Regions from separate parts of the Homo sapiens genome. Here all the other regions are linked to region 1. A link is a loop called in an ENCODE intact Hi-C map of the cell type or tissue named here. Cell type or tissue: CD4-positive, alpha-beta T cell. All regions are shown on one strand. Links, peaks and the distances in the headings refer to the core of each region. The heading gives the core; the rest is flanking DNA.

Region 1 (5,652 bases), core at 1,674-4,173:
CAGCCTCTACTGCACAAATGGGTCTTGTATACAGACTTCTCTCACTGCTCTGGGTGTGTTTTCCTTTATTTGCTTTTCTTTTCTTCTTTTTGAGATGGAGCCTCACTCTGTTGCCCAAGCTGGAGTTCAGACTCACGATCTCAGCTCACTGCAACCTCCGCCTCCCAGGTTCAAGCGATTCTCCCGCCTCAGCCTCCCTAGTGCTGGGACTACAGGCGCAAGCCACCACGCCTGGCTAACTGCTTGGTATTTTTAGTAAAGACGGGGTTTCACCATGTCGGCCAGGCTGGTCTTGAACTCCTGACCTCAGGTGATCTGCCCACCTTGGCCTCCCAAATTGCTGGGGTTACAGTCGTGAGCCACCGAGCCCGGCCTCTCTGGCTGTTTTCTTAACCAGGCAGTGAGTGTCTGGGCTGGGAATAAGGAGTTGGCTTTTGGCATCATGCTTCCCCACCCCGCCCCACACAACACAGCTTCCATCTTCAAGGAGCATACAGTCTCTGGGAGAAGAGTGAGACAGTCACAGATAAGTCGGCTACAGAGTCAGCTTCCACCATCAGGCACTCCTGAATGCCCACAGCTGCCCTTTGAGGTGAGCAGACTCATCCCAGTTTTACAGCTAAGGGGAAGATGAGGCTCAGGGAAAGGTGACCCAGGTCACAGAGAGGTGGAATGAAATCCCAGTCTCATGACCATGCTCCACCAGAGCTGGAGCTGCCCTACCCCCACCTCACCTTCCTTATTTATTGAAGAAAGTGGGTAGGCACGCCAGTCTAGACAGTCTGCCCGGAGCCTGGTGCTCCTGCCCTGACCTCCAGTGACCTCACCACAGCCTCGATTTCTGTAAAAGGAGACAGAGCCCTCCCAGGCCACTGCAGCTGTGCCCTCCGTCCCCCACACCAGGAGGAAGAACTTGCCTGCCAGACTAAGGCTGAAAAATCTCTGTGTGTAAGGTCCCCAGGAGGGAAGGGAGGAGAGGGCTCATGTGTCAACAATATACATTTGGTGAGCTGCTGTTATGCCAGGCACACAGGTGGTATATTTCACACTAGGAGTTTCTCACCTGGGATCCCCGTTCTATACAACCTGTGCCTGGGCCTATGTGTTCATTTTTCCTGGGGGAAGGGACACACAACTTCACTGCTTTATGAAAATTATAGGATATTACTATTCGGGAGGCTGAGACAGGAGAATCGCTTGAACCCGGGAGGTGGAGGCTGCAGCGACTGAGAGCACGACACTATACTACAGCCTGGGCGATAGACCAAGATTCTGTATCAGAAAAAAAAAAAAAATTGGCCGGGTGCGGTGGCTCACACCTGTAATTCCAGCACTTTGGGAGGCTGAGGCAGGTGGATCACCTGAGGTCAGGAGTTCAAGACCAGCCTGGCCAACATGGTGAAACCCCGTCTCTACTAAAAAAAAAAAAATACAAAAATTAGCTGGGCCTGGTGGTGTGTTCCTGTAGTCTCAGCTGCTCAGCAGGCTGAGGCAGAATTGCTTGAACCTAGGAGGTGGAGGTTGCAGTGAGCTGAGATCGCGCCACTGCACTCCAGCCTGGGTAATAAGAGTGGAAACTCCGTCTCAAAAAAAAAAAAATTATATCCTCACCACATGCCCCCTACCATTGCTTTACAGATAAGGAAACCAATGCTCTGGGGGACTGGGTGGGTTGCCCAAGGGCATCTGATGAGAAAGTTGTAACGATGAACAGAACAGGATTCCTGCTCTTGGGATGTCTTTGAAACAGGAGCCTCGTGAACTCCTAATTCATCTGTCCAGGTTTCACTCTGATACCCTTCTTGGGGGAAATCTTCCCTGCCTCCTCCACCCCGCAGAGTTCCTTAGTCTTGCACACAAGACGCTTCGTGACCCAGCCCCTGCTGTATCATCTTGTTACTCTCCTCCTCCAGTCACCTCAAGACCTGTGGTATCCCTGACCACAATACCTATACCTTCATGCCGTTGCACGTGCAATCCCTCTGCCTGTATCACCCTAATCCCACTACCCTCAGACTGCCTGAAAAACTCTGTTCCTTCAAAACCCCATTCAAGAGTCACTTCACCTGGAAAGCCATCCCTGAGCCTCCTGGGCAGGGTGGGGGATCCCCCTGAGGGCTCCCCGTAACACCCCACACACTCAACTTCTGCTAGGGCACACAAGTCACACGTGGTCGAAGTTAGGTCAATATGTGACGTATGAATGACTTGCCAGTAGCGTCCGTCGCCTGGGTTCAAGGGCATAGTTCGCTAATGACACGGGCCTGCTCTTCTCACTACTGTCCCCCAGCCCCGCAAGAGAGGGACGCAATAAATGGCCAGCAAATAATCTGCTGACAGACTGAGCTGCTGCGGAGTTCAAGACACACGGCTCCCAAAGGTCCACAGCGGGAGACCCTCGAGCTCCTACGACCCACCCTCTCCCGGGCAGGGCTCCCTCCCCGATCTGCAAACCGCCTTCTCCAAGCGCATGCCGGACAAAACCATCCTCCTCGCGGCAGAGACCCATCCCCCGCCCGGGCGGCCGCGCGCACCCGGCCCGCCGCGCTCGCGCAGTTTGAATCTCCCGCCTGCGCGGGCGCCGCGGTGCGGGCGTGAGAGGCGCGGCGGCGGAGGGGCCGCGCGGCCCTAGCTCCAGCGAGGCAGCGCCCAGCCGCTGCTGGAGCGCCCCGCGGGGCCGGGGAATCGCGAGCCCGCACCGCGCCTTCCTGCCTCCGGGCTTCACGTGGGGCCGGCGCCGCGCGACACGGGCGAGAGCGGGCAGCGACTTAGGCCCGCGTGGACCGGCCCGTGCTCCGGCTGTGGCCGCTCCGCTTACCGCCCTCTGCCCGGACCCTCCGCGCGTCCCAGGCGAGACCTACCTTGGTGCACGTCGGCCACAAGGAACTCCGGCGCTCCCCGCCGGGCCGCGAACTGCCCCAGAGCATGCGCTCTGCAGGCCTCTGGCCCCGACCCGGGTGAGAAAGGAAAACAAAGAGCCCGGCGGCCCCTGGCGGCCATCCCAGGATCTGCATGTGGCGCGCTCCCGGGCTGGGGGAGCCCTTGGCCGGGCTGGGGGAGCCCTTGGCCAGGCTGGCTCCCCTGGCCCGGTTCCAGTGGGCGTGTATTTTGGAAACCCCAAATCGGGACACGTGGACTAACAACCAGAAAGACTCCTTGAGTTCGGTCTGTTTAGGAAAATCTTGTGCGGTAGGGTCTGTACGGAGAAAAAAGATACTCATCTTCCCTACCCTCAAGAGGGCATGGAGAAGGTTGAAAAATCAGACTATCAACAACCACACAACGCTATGACAGGGATACCCAGAGGGGCATCTGACTCAGTCCGGGGCTTAAGAACAGCTTTCCAAGTTAAGTCTAGGGGGGCAGGACATCCTAGGAGAAGCGACGTTTGCAATGACAGGGAACCACGAGAACCCAGGGAGGTTGTGGGAAACTGCCAAGTAGATGGGAGTAGAGGGTGCCTGTGGGAGTGACAGATCATGGATACAGGGTCTTGTGTGTCTAAGGGGTCCAGCCTCTATCCTGAGGCAGTAGGGATATATGGGAATTTGGGCACGGGAATGGCATGATCAGATTTTTTTCCCCGTGAGTTAACATCAGATGGGTATGTGCCCATGTCTTAACAAGGTTTGAGGGAGGCACATCTCATATGCGTGTGAACACCCAGTCATCTTCTTATGAGCTACAAGAGCATCCTAATATGATCAGATCTTATAGAACAAAATAGAGAATGGACTTGGGGAAAACGGGAGCCAAGTGGGGAGGAGCAAGAGGAATGAGAGAGACCAGATAAAATAGAAGGGTGTGAGTTGGGGTTGGGTTAGAGATGGAAAACAGGTACCAAGAAAAGGCTGTCTCTTATTAACACCCATTCTTCAGGATGGATACAAACAGTTCTTCAGGATTTCAGGTGTTCCCTGAAACCCTTGCAAAGGACGTTTTCTCGATTTCATGTTGATTCAGACTCTGAGTCATTCTACGGCACCCAAAGTCTAGATGGACACTTTTGATGAGTTCTTACCAACTGAACTGAACTTTTTTTTTTTTTGAGATCGAGTCTTGCTCTTGTCACCCGGGCTGGAGTGCAATGGTGAGATCTCGGCTCACTGCAACCTCTGCCTCCCAGGTTCAAGCGATTCTCCTGCCTCAGCCTCCCAAATAGCTGGGATTACAGGTGCCTGCCACAAAGCCTGGCTAATTTTCGTATTTTTAGTAGAGACTGGGTTTCGCCATGTTGGCCAGGCTGAATTCTTATATGCAGAGCCTGCCACAAAGCACTCCCCTGTCTTCAGGGTTTCTTACCTCTCCAAGTTTACCTCTGCCTCCATCATGGACTCCTCTTTTGGATGATGTACTGTGAAATTTCTCCAACTTTTAACCCTGGGATCTCTGATCTCTCTCTCTCTCTCTGCTGTCTTCCTCCAAGATCTTACACATTCATGTAGCTTCATGTAATAATAATAAGTGATTATTATTATTATTGCCTATTTTGTAAGACCCTTTATTTTGTTAACTACAGAAACATCCATGTCAGCTCATTTGTTCCTCACAAAAACCTCATGGCAGTTGGAAGATAAGAAAACTGAAGTTTAAAGAGGTAAAGCAAGTTTTCTGGGGTCTTCACACAAGTGGTGGAAGGAGACCTCAACTCTTTTTTTTTTTTTTTTTGAGATGGGGTCTCACTCTGTTGCCCAGGCTGGAGTGCAGTGGTGCGATCTCGGCTCACTGCAGCCAGGTTCAAGCAATTCTCCTGCCTCAGCCTCCCAGGTAGCTGGGATTACAGGTGCCTGCCACCACACCCAGCTAATTTTTGTATTTTTAGTAGAGACAGGGTTTCACCATCTTGGCCAGGCTGGTCTTGAATTCCTGATCTCATGAGCCACCCACCTCATCCTCCCAAAGTGCTGGGCTTACAGGCGTGAGCCTCCGCGCCCAGCCTTAATTTTTGTACTTTTAGTAGAGATGGGGTTTCTCCATGTTGGCCAGGCTGATCTCGAACTCCTGACCCGCCCAGGCTAGAGTGCAATGGCACGATTTCAGCTCACTGCAACCTCTTCCTCCTGGGTTCAAGCAATTCTCCTGCTTCAGCCTCCTGAGTAGCTGGGATTACAGGCGCCTGCCACCATGCCCAGCTAATTTTTGTATTTTTAGTAGAGACGGGGTTTTACCATGTTGGCCAGCCTGGACTTGAACTCCTAAACGTCAGGTGATCCACCCGCCTCAGCCTACCAAAGTGCTGGGATTACAGGCGTGAGCCACCGCGCCTGGCCATTTTGTGTATTTTTAGTAGAGACCGGGTTTCACCATTTTTGCCAGGCTGGTCTGGAACTCCCGACCTCAGGTGACCTGCCCATCTTGGCCTCCCAAAGTGCTGGGATTACAGGCATGAGCAACTGCACCTGGCCTTTATTTTTATTTTTTTAGTTTTGTATTTGTATTTTTTATTTTATTTTGAGATGGAGTCTCATTCTGTTGCCCAGGCTGGAGTGCAGTGGTGCAATCTCGGCTCACTGCAACCTCTGCCCCCTGGGTTCAAGCAATTTTCCTGCCTCAGTCTCCAGAGTAGCTGGGATTACAGACACGCACCACCATGCCCGGCTCATTTTTGTATTTTTAATAGAGACAGGGTTTCACCATGTTGGCCAGGCCGGT
Region 2 (4,614 bases), core at 1,606-4,105, 85 kb before region 1:
GCAACAGGAGCAAAATTCCGTCTTAAAGAAATATAAGAAATAAGAAATATTAGCTGGCCATGGTGGCATGCGCCTGTAGTCCCAGCTACTTGGGAGGCCAGGATGGGAATATCGCTTGTGCTGGGGTAGTCAAGGCTGTAGTGAGCCAAGATTGTGCCACTGCACCCCACTCTGGGTGACAGAGTGGGAAGACCCTGTCTCCAAAAAAAAAGAAAAAACCTTGGAGAAGCCATGTCCATTTTCCCTATTTGTAATAGAATCCCTTTGTGGAGTTAGTAGCCAGATGCCCACATTCATCCTCCCTGATCCAAGGGGGTCACATTGCACTCCTGGTACTGCCTTCTTGGTACGTTTATCTCTGTGCTGGCTTCTTCCTTGCAGAGCGCCAGTGGAACATGTGGATCCCAGGATTTGGCTCTGAAGAAATCCGACCCTACAAAAAAGCTTGCACCACAGAAGCTCACAAACAGGTGAGGAAATGCCAGAGCCCTGGGGACAGCCAGGGCTGATTCCTTGAGTTACGTCTCAGAGTGGATACACACAGCTACCTTCTAGGGGGCCTCGCTTCCTCCACACAGCAAACTTCACTCTCTGGAGCAAGGGTCAGAGAGGGCAAGAGGCAGCAGCGGTCTCCGGGAGATCAATAAGATATTCACATGGTGCTGTGCTGTTCCCACATGTGGTCTGTTTTTTCTCGTAACTCTGTTGAGTGTCACTTAAAGCTGTTGATTCTGGGTTCTTCTAATATGGATGCAGCTCGCCCCACCATACCTCCTTAATGAAATCTTCCTTCATTGTTGCTGATTGCAACACCATATATGGTCCTATGAAGAGAGGGCAGGTTAAAGAAAGCAAAAATGTGCTGTACTTGTTCTGAGAGGTAGTATCCAGGCTGCCGTGCTGGACATTCTGGCCTGTGTCCTGGTTTTACCTTTGAACAAGGTTCCCTCTGAACAAGGAACCTAGGAGTCAGTGTGAGAATACTACTTCTGCTGTGGAGCAAGTCATCCCCATCTTTGGTCAGTCCAACAGCAGTGTTGGCCTCCCTCTGACAAGGCTGTTATCCTTTCTGTCTTAACTTAAGTGGCTACTCTGATTTGAAACGTGAGCTTTTTCCAAGCTTAGCAGGCACAACTGGGCAGTCCTGGTTGAGTGCCCCTGCTTCGCCATAGCCTGGTATCTCTGGAGCCGGTGTTTGTAAAGCTCACGAAGCAAGCCCTAAAGGGAAGCCACCAGTTTCCTGAATGGAAAGATTGCACTGTTCAGAAGAGAGTCCCTGCAAACAATGGACTGTCACTTTGTGCTCCCAAGTTAACCATTTTCAGCCCTATTTATTTAGTCGACAAATGCCATAATATTGGTATTTGGTCAAAAAGAATGAACAAAGTAAGTTGTTAATTTGGCTAGTAGCTAGTAATAGTAAAAGAATTCAGATCATGAAACCTATGATCTGAGTGTTTCCATGATGGACTGTGGTAGAAGTTGTTAGTCTTCAGTTTCCCTTCAATGCAGGTCATGAGATGTGAAATGTCAGCTCCCTTTGTGTGTGGCAACACTTTGAAATTGAGGCCCCTTCCCTATTGTGTCCATCATTGGAGAAAAGATTGGGGTCAGGGGACCCCAGAAAACACATGCTTGGCCAGGCGCAGTGGCTCATGCCTGTAATCCTAGCACTTTGGGAGGCCGAGCCTGGTGGATCACTTGAGGTTAGGAGTTTGACACCAGCCCGGCCAATGTAGTGAAACCCTGTCTCTACTAAAAATACAAAAATTAGCCAGGCGTGGTGGCACGTGCCTGTAATCCCAGCTACTGGGGAGGCTGAGGCAGGAGAATCACTTGAACTTGGGAGGCAGAGGTTGCAGTGAGCCGAAATCATGCCACTGCACTCCAGCCTGGGCAACAGAGCGAGATTCCATCTCAAAAAAAAAAAAAAGAAAGAAAGAAAACACATGCTTTGCCAGCTTATTCTCTAAGTCACCAAAACTCAAGAGCTGTCACTTTCTCCTGCTTTTAACTTTTTTGCCATTCTGCTAGCCTAGAGCAGTTTGGTGGATGAAATGGGTCCACTAGCCCATCTAAACATCTCTTGGGGCCTTGCAGACTGCTCTCTGGTTAAAAGGAATCTACTGAGATGCCTTGTGACTGCAGGTCTCTGAGGGCTGCGGCCTACAGTGTAGACCATGAGGCCTGCTAGCCACACAGAATGTTCCAGAAAGCTCCTGACTCCAGCTGCTGCTGTATAACTGCTTATTTGTCTCTCCTTTCAGAGAATGGCATTGATCCGGAAAACAACCAAGAAATAACACACGGAAAGGTCAGGGAATGGACAGCAATGTATTTGGAGATACTTGAGCTGAGAACTCAGCCATCTCATCCTTGGATTTTTTTTTTTAATGCTTTACAGAGAAGCATATATTTTTTATTAACAGTGCAGCAATATCTATAATGACTGAGAGGATCTGCCAAAAGAATAAAGCCTCCTACCCCAACTTCCGGTCCCTTTTCCCTGCCATCTCAAAGAGGAGCAATGTATCTTCCAGAGAAGATTTTATTTGTGGTTTATTATATAAGTGACTGAATATGGGACAAAGCATTATGGTCTTTTTGGGTAAGACAGTATTAGCAGGATTTGTAAAGGGTTTTGTTTCCTTCTCCCTTCCCCTTTTCCCTGTACTTTGTAATGTCAGTGTTTATATGAATATGACTTTCATTTGCTTTTCCAGAATAAAGAAGTTATTAATCGAAAGACAGGGTACCTTTGAAATCCCAGAGGGAGTCAGGACAAGCAAGCCTGGATTGTAGCTCTCTAGTCAGCAGGTGGCAGCATCGTTATTCATTTTGGTGTTTGAGAAAAACTCAGGGATTTTCCATCATTTTACCCCAAGGGAGGCCATAACATCAGCAGGAGTTTGAGTCCAGCTTCTCGGCCATAAGAATTGAGTAGGGTGACCTTCTCTCACGGCCCTCAACTGAAGAGGCATCCTTGTTTTGGCAATGTTATATGCCTAAAAACCCTTTTTGGTTTTTTTTGTTTTTTTTTAATTTTTTTTTTTTTGAGACGGAGTCTAGCTCTGTCACCCAGGCTAGAGTGCAGTGATGTGATCTTGGCTCACTGCCACCTCAGCCTCCCAGGTTTAAGCGATTCTCCTGCCTCAGATTCCCAAGTAACTGGGGTTACAGGCGCCTGCCGCCACACCGAGATAATTTTTGTATTTTTAGTGGAGATGGGGTTTTCACTGTGTTGGTCAGACAGGTCTCGCACTCCCAAAGTGCTGAGATTACAAGCGTGAGCCACCGCGCCCGGCCTAAAAACCCTTTTTGACCTGCTCTTCTGGAACTCCTGGAGAAAGCTGTGTTTGTCCCTGTCCCTGAGAAAGGATGGGAGTAGGCCCCTGTCCTCAGGATAGGCATGTCTGTGCAGGTGCCCATCTCTTCTTAGTTGCTGTTATCTTTGATCCTGGTGTTTTCACCATCATGCAGAAGAAACCAGGCGCCTTCCAGACCTCTGGGTCATGTCCTTCAGTGGCACCTAGCATCATCCTGTCCTGGGCCCAGCATGGCCCTTGTGGATTGTGAGAGTTCTGTGGGCTCTAGGGAGGATGGCTGTCCTACCCAAGGGTCACTAGCACAGGCACAGCCACCTTGATTTGCTTTGGTCCTCTGCGTCCTGAAGCTTGGCCCAGGATGAGACCCTGCATTTCAAAATTCCCTCCCACCCTGAGTTAGATCCCATGTCCCCCCCACTTCACAGTCTCACAGATACACTGAGTGAGCTCCTCAGAGGCTGTGCTAATGTTACTGTTGCTCTTGGCTGAAGTTTCAATGCCCCAAAGAGGCAGCCAGCTTCTTTCCCTGTGGTGTCACCCAGTGCTCACCAACAGGTCACTCTTGTGGCCAACCATCAGGACGAGGATGCTGAAGGGTTTCACTTTCCCCAGAACCTCCTGATGCCAGTGGTGACACTCATAAAGGATATTCTGTTGGTGATACCAAACACCAAGGGGCCTCCAGCTGGGTTTCAGTAGTACGATGAGTCACTGACCTTGGCAGCCAAGGAATCTAGAATTAGTTTTGAGATCTCCACTAAGACAGAAGGGAACACAGGAATCGGGGAAGTTTAATGGAAAGAGCTGAGGTAGAATCAAAAGACCCCAGTTCTTGATTTGCAGTGTGACAAGTAAGTGGCGTCATCTATCTCAGTCTTGTCCTATCTGCATATTGAGGGACTTGTTCATTCACTCAGCAAGTATTTATAATCCCATGCCTGTCCTAAGCAGAGGGATACAATGATGAATAAAAACAGACCCAGGTGACCGGGCGCAGTGGCTCAAGCCTGTAATCTCAGCACTCTGGGAGGCCAAGGCAGGTGGATCACTTGAGGTCAGGAGTTCAAGATCAGCCTGGCCAACATGGCGAAACCGTCTCTACTAAAAATATAAAAAATTAGCCAGGCAGCTGAGGCAGGAGAATTGCTTGAACCTGGGAGGCGGAGGTTGTAGTGAGCCGAGATTGCACCACTGCACTCCAGACTGGGCGACAGAGGGAGACTCCATCTAAAAAAAAAAAAAGAGAGAGAGAGAGAGTCTCACTCTATCACCCAGGCTGGAATGAATG
Region 3 (4,614 bases), core at 1,606-4,105, 240 kb before region 1:
GTCTCAGCCTCCCCAGTAGCTGGGATTACAGGTGTGCACCACCACGCCCGGCTAGGTTTTGTATTTTTAGTAGAGATGGGGTTTCACCATGTTGGTCAGGCCAGTCTCCAACTCCTGGCCTCACGTAATCCACCCGCCTCAGCCTCCCAAAGTGCTGGGATTACAGGCGTGCACCACCGTACCCAGTCCCCTTATCTTTTATACTGTGTTTTAATGTACATTTTCTGTGTTTAGATACACAAATACTTATCATTGCATTACAAGTGCCTATACTATTCAGTACGGTAACATGCTGTACAGGTTGGTATCCTAGGAACAACAGATTATACCATATAGCCTAAGTTGTGTAGTAGGCTCTACCATCTAGGTTTGTGTAAGTACACTATGTTTGCAGGACAAAATCACCTGACAATGCATTTCTCAGAACATATCCCCATCGCTAAGGGATGCATGATTGTATATCTAAATCTTCCTATTAACCCAATTAGGTATGTTCCCTAAGTTTTAAAGATATTTAGGCTCAGAGGATTTTCCATCTTCAATATTGGTGACAGCGGCAGATATGAAACCAACTCTTCCTCCAGAGCTCCAGGTCTTTCCAGTACCTATATATTTATTATCAAGACCACAAAATCCATAATTCATGCTCTACCAATATCAACTTTATACACCCAAATTTAAAATACAGGAGAATCACTTGTAGAGCTGATAAAATGCAGATTCCAAGGCCTCACCTCCAAAGATGCTCATTCAGTAGGTAAGGGAGAACAAGAATCTCAAAGTAAGAACTCTCAGAGGGTACTTTTTGTACTAACTGAAAAACTTCTCTTCAATCATTTCTAATCCTACAAGAAATACCTAGGGAGCTTATTAAATAAAATTTCTAATTCAGTTAAGTCTGTAAGTAGAACCTAGGTTATCAATGTATTTTTTAAACTTTCAAGGTGACTCAAAAGTTGTTTTAAATCAGTTACCATTTTTTGGCATTTATATACTGAAGCTCTCACGTCCAGGTCCACCGTACTTCCCCTCTCCTCACCACTGTGCAGGCCCACCGACCTCAACTAAAGTAACTTTTGCCATAACTAAAACTTTGAATTAGCCAAGAACTTGTCTAGGTTCTAATTCTAGCTCTGCCACCAAAGTGAGGTAACCCTGCAGTTCATGTATAACATGACAGTGGGGTAGACTAAAACGGTCCTACTTATGATAACCTGTCGCTGTGCATTATCCAGAACTGTTTACACTCTTCCTTATTCCTGCTGCCTGTAATTAGCAGCAACTTTTACAACCTTCAGCAAATGGTCATGGAGGTCATGTAGAGTAGATCTAATTCATTCCATTTTGAGACTTGTGATGGGAAAATTAAAACTGAGTGCTTACATACTTACGTTCCAACTAATTATGTTCTCTTTATATGTCCACAAAGGGGACTGACTACAGGCATCAGCAGATACTAAAACACAGTTAGCAATTTTATTATTATTAGTTTTTTGGAGACAGGGTCTCACTCTGTTGCCCACACTAGGGTGCAGTAATATGATCCTAGTTCACTGCAGCCTCAACTTCCTGGGCTCAGGGGATCCTTCCACCTCAGCCTCCCAGGTAGCTAGGACCACAGGTGCACGCCACCACACCTGGCTAATTTCTTTTTATTATTGCTTGCCCATGCTGGTCTCCAACTTCTAGGTTCAAGTGATCCTAGGTGGTTTACAGGTGTAAACCACCACACCCGGCCAGTTAGCAATTTTAAATAAGTATGAAGATATAGCATGGCCTAAAAACAAAAAGAGCCTTGGGGCAAAACAAATCCCAGTTCTACTTCCTAGGTAGTGATCTAGTTTTTCCTTATTCAATCTCAGGTCTCTACTTGGAAGATGAAGATAATCTTCACTCTTTTACAGGATTATTACAAGAGATTGAGGATATATGACAAGCGCCTTATAGATATCCAGCAAATGCCTAAATATGGGTAAATATTATACCTAAAGCACTAAGAAAAAGAGGATGAAATGAACACTATATACAAGATGATTATAACTGTATAAATTACATAGGTAAAGAAAAGAAAAAATGCCAAGATGAGTAGTTTTGTTGTAGTACAGGAATTACAGGTGATTTCTTTTGTTTTCTACGCTTTTTATAATTTGGTTACATTTTATAATAAAAACAAATGCAAAACTTGCAAATATTTATAGTTTGCACATTGCAAGATTTTTACATGCAAACGCTTAAGTTCTATATGCTATCCACATTACTCAAAAAAAACTCACATGAAGAGCTTTTAAGTCTATCTTCTTAAAATGGCTTCATGTAGTACACCAAGTGATATAGGCAAAATCGGAATTCTGACATAAGCAGTAGGCACACTGAACATCTCTTGAGAACCAACAGAAATTGCAATACCAAGTGCAAATGAGTTGGAAAGTAGAACAACTGCCAGCCCCTGTCCCTTCCCACTCTATATCCAACAGTTCACACAGGGGATTGGCCATTTTCTTCATCTTTCTGTCTTTTCCTACCCATCCTTTTAGACCCAATTCAAATTAAGTCTTCCATAAAAGTTTCTTGGTAACTCTAGCTCTAACTGATTTTGCTATTTTTCTATACTTGGTCTCACACTGTCAATTAGTACTTTAATATATGCTGCCCTAGAATGTTTCATTTGATACATCGTAATTCCTTGATATCTTTTCCCAATGGCTAACTGGAGTTAAATCAGTTCAACGAGGGACTATTTGTTTATTCCGCAAGGAATGAAAAGCATTAGGGTACTACTAATTGGGCCCACTGGAACTAGAATTTGGTCCAGGAGGTGGCAGCAGCATGCATATTTAAACTGTTACCTGCTTTGTGTAGGAGAAAGAAGCAACGATCTGAGCTGCCACTTTTTCCTTGCTCATTGTGCAGACTTACAGGATTTCAATGATGAATGTAAAAAAGCAGGAAGAGAACGTTTGCCCTAATTCAAAGAACAGAGCTTTTTTTTCTCCTCTGCATAAACTCCTAAGGAACTATAAGAACAGTCCTTCATCATGCTGTCCCTTAAAGGCAGGCAGGCAGGCAGGCAGGCAAAGCCAATGCTGTAAGCCTTCCCTATCTCCCTCCTGGGTAACTCTTCCTCATCCCTCCAAACCTGCGCCCAGACTAAATCACCCAACACCTTTAGAAGAGATGCTGAACTTGCTGAATCCTCATACTTCTCCCATATCAAAACAGATCCCTCTACCTCATCTTCCATGCATCATTCCCATTTTTAAAAATTCACTGTCATCTAGTGTGTTTCAAATTATGCTTCATAGGAGAGATGCTTCAGGTATCTTCTGGGAGAAGGGAAGCTGAACATGTAAAAATCATTCATGAGGTTCCAAGAAAAGTTTTGTTTGCAGGGAAAAAAAGAATTCCAATGCTAAAAACTGTTAGAGGAGTAATCTTTACTTCTGGTAGGTAAGCAGAATGGCTCATACTTGAGTGATTCTTGGTTTAAACTATTCAAGATATACTAAACGATTCTAGCATTGCCAACTAGCCCTTGTCCCACAAATGTTTAAGCATGGAAAAATAGCAGTCCTCCCTGGATCAATCTTTAGCCACATCAAAATCAAAATGCTGCCATTCTTCATATTCAACTCTGTATTTCAGACATTTTTACATAGTCTATTTCACCAAAACAGCCCATACTAGGCAAACAAAAGAGCTTTATAATAGCTCTTTAAGGCTTGGAACAGAGGTTGAAAGATACCGACTCTGCAAACACAAAGATAAAGAAACATGCAGAGTCTTTTGAATGAAGTACGGAGATCAAAACTTTCAAGTCTCTAATAGCAAAGCAACTTTTTATTCAACAGACATCACTGGCATCTGCAGTCATCTGTTACCTCTCTGCAGCCTCTGAGTTAAGTGTACTCTACCATACTGCTTGAAGTTCCATACAGGCTGTGTATCCCCTATCTGAAATTCTTGGGGTAAGAAATGTTTTGGATTTCAGATTTTTTGAATATTTGTAGATACATACTGGTTGAGCAACCCTAATCTGAAAATCCAAAATAGGAAATGCTCCAATGAACATTTTCTTCAGTGTCATGTGTGCACTCAGTTTCAGACTTTGGGGCATTTCAGATTTTCAAATTAGGAATACTCAACCTGAATAGCCCCTTCCTTGTTCTCTTTCTGAAACTCAAACTATTCTCTCTCAATCTCTTTCACTTGCTCCCTCTTTATTCTTCAAATTTTGTTATTTCTGGGGAACTTTTTCCATAGTCCTTTTCTCTCACTCGTGTTGGCTCTAGAACCACGCTGCAGAATTAGAACACCAGCTTTACTTTCGTATCTCATGTGCCTTTGCAAAGTTATTTACTCTTTTCTGTGTTTTAATGTTTTCATCAGTAAAACTGAGCTACTTATACCTACCTCACAAGGATACAAGAATTAAATGAACATACATTTAAATATATATTCAAGACAACTGTATGCTAGACACTGTACAGAGCATTCAATAACTGTTAGCCATTCTTATTACAAGAATCTTTGAAAAGTCAAACTCTTCCATGCCTTTACCTATCCTGAGGGTTGAAAATTCAAATTCCTGTCAACAATCTGAGCTCCAGATTCCCA

Evidence for each region. A loop is a pair of places that touch in the nucleus more often than their neighbours do. Peaks named below come from ENCODE experiments on the same cell type or tissue, not always from the same donor. Only the 100,000 strongest peaks of a DNase experiment are listed, where the experiment ranks them.
Region 2: it touches region 1 in a loop (11-fold over the local background); 98 of 110 quality-filtered maps call a loop at or near these places.
Region 3: a loop joins it to region 1, with 16 times the contacts of the local background. A loop is called at or near these places in 2 of 110 quality-filtered maps.

The regions. Positions count from the first base shown.
Region 1 is chr1:28,515,518-28,521,169 of GRCh38, reverse strand. It overlaps RCC1 (regulator of chromosome condensation 1), which reads right to left. Exons shown (of 13, transcript NM_001381865.2): 4 at 4,303-4,445. LOC124904836 (small nucleolar RNA U13) reads right to left here and starts at 3,694; the gene lies at 3,595-3,694. RefSeq lists enhancers at 1,962-2,171, 1,465-2,315, 2,316-3,167, 4,242-4,301 and silencers at 2,312-2,401, 2,452-3,091. In CD4-positive, alpha-beta T cell, for the core only: CTCF peaks have their summits at 2,814 and 3,017 (motif pointing left); DNase peaks (open chromatin) are centred at 1,919, 2,179, 2,649, 2,939 and 1 weaker place; H3K4me3 peaks cover 1,470 bases; H3K27ac peaks cover 808 bases.
Region 2 is chr1:28,601,228-28,605,841 of GRCh38, reverse strand. It overlaps TAF12 (TATA-box binding protein associated factor 12), which reads left to right. Exons shown (of 6, transcript NM_005644.4): 5 at 382-470; 6 at 2,268-2,992. The coding sequence ends at 2,303. Among named protein-coding and RNA genes, the nearest start is that of RAB42, 11 kb to the right of the region's middle. RefSeq lists an enhancer at 2,903-3,403. In CD4-positive, alpha-beta T cell, for the core only: CTCF peaks have their summits at 2,625 and 2,824 (motif pointing right); a DNase peak (open chromatin) is centred at 2,831.
Region 3 is chr1:28,755,248-28,759,861 of GRCh38, reverse strand. The region is part of intron 4 of YTHDF2 (YTH N6-methyladenosine RNA binding protein F2); the gene reads right to left. Among named protein-coding and RNA genes, the nearest start is that of YTHDF2, 21 kb to the right of the region's middle. In CD4-positive, alpha-beta T cell, for the core only: a CTCF peak has its summit at 2,802 (motif pointing right); a DNase peak (open chromatin) is centred at 2,821.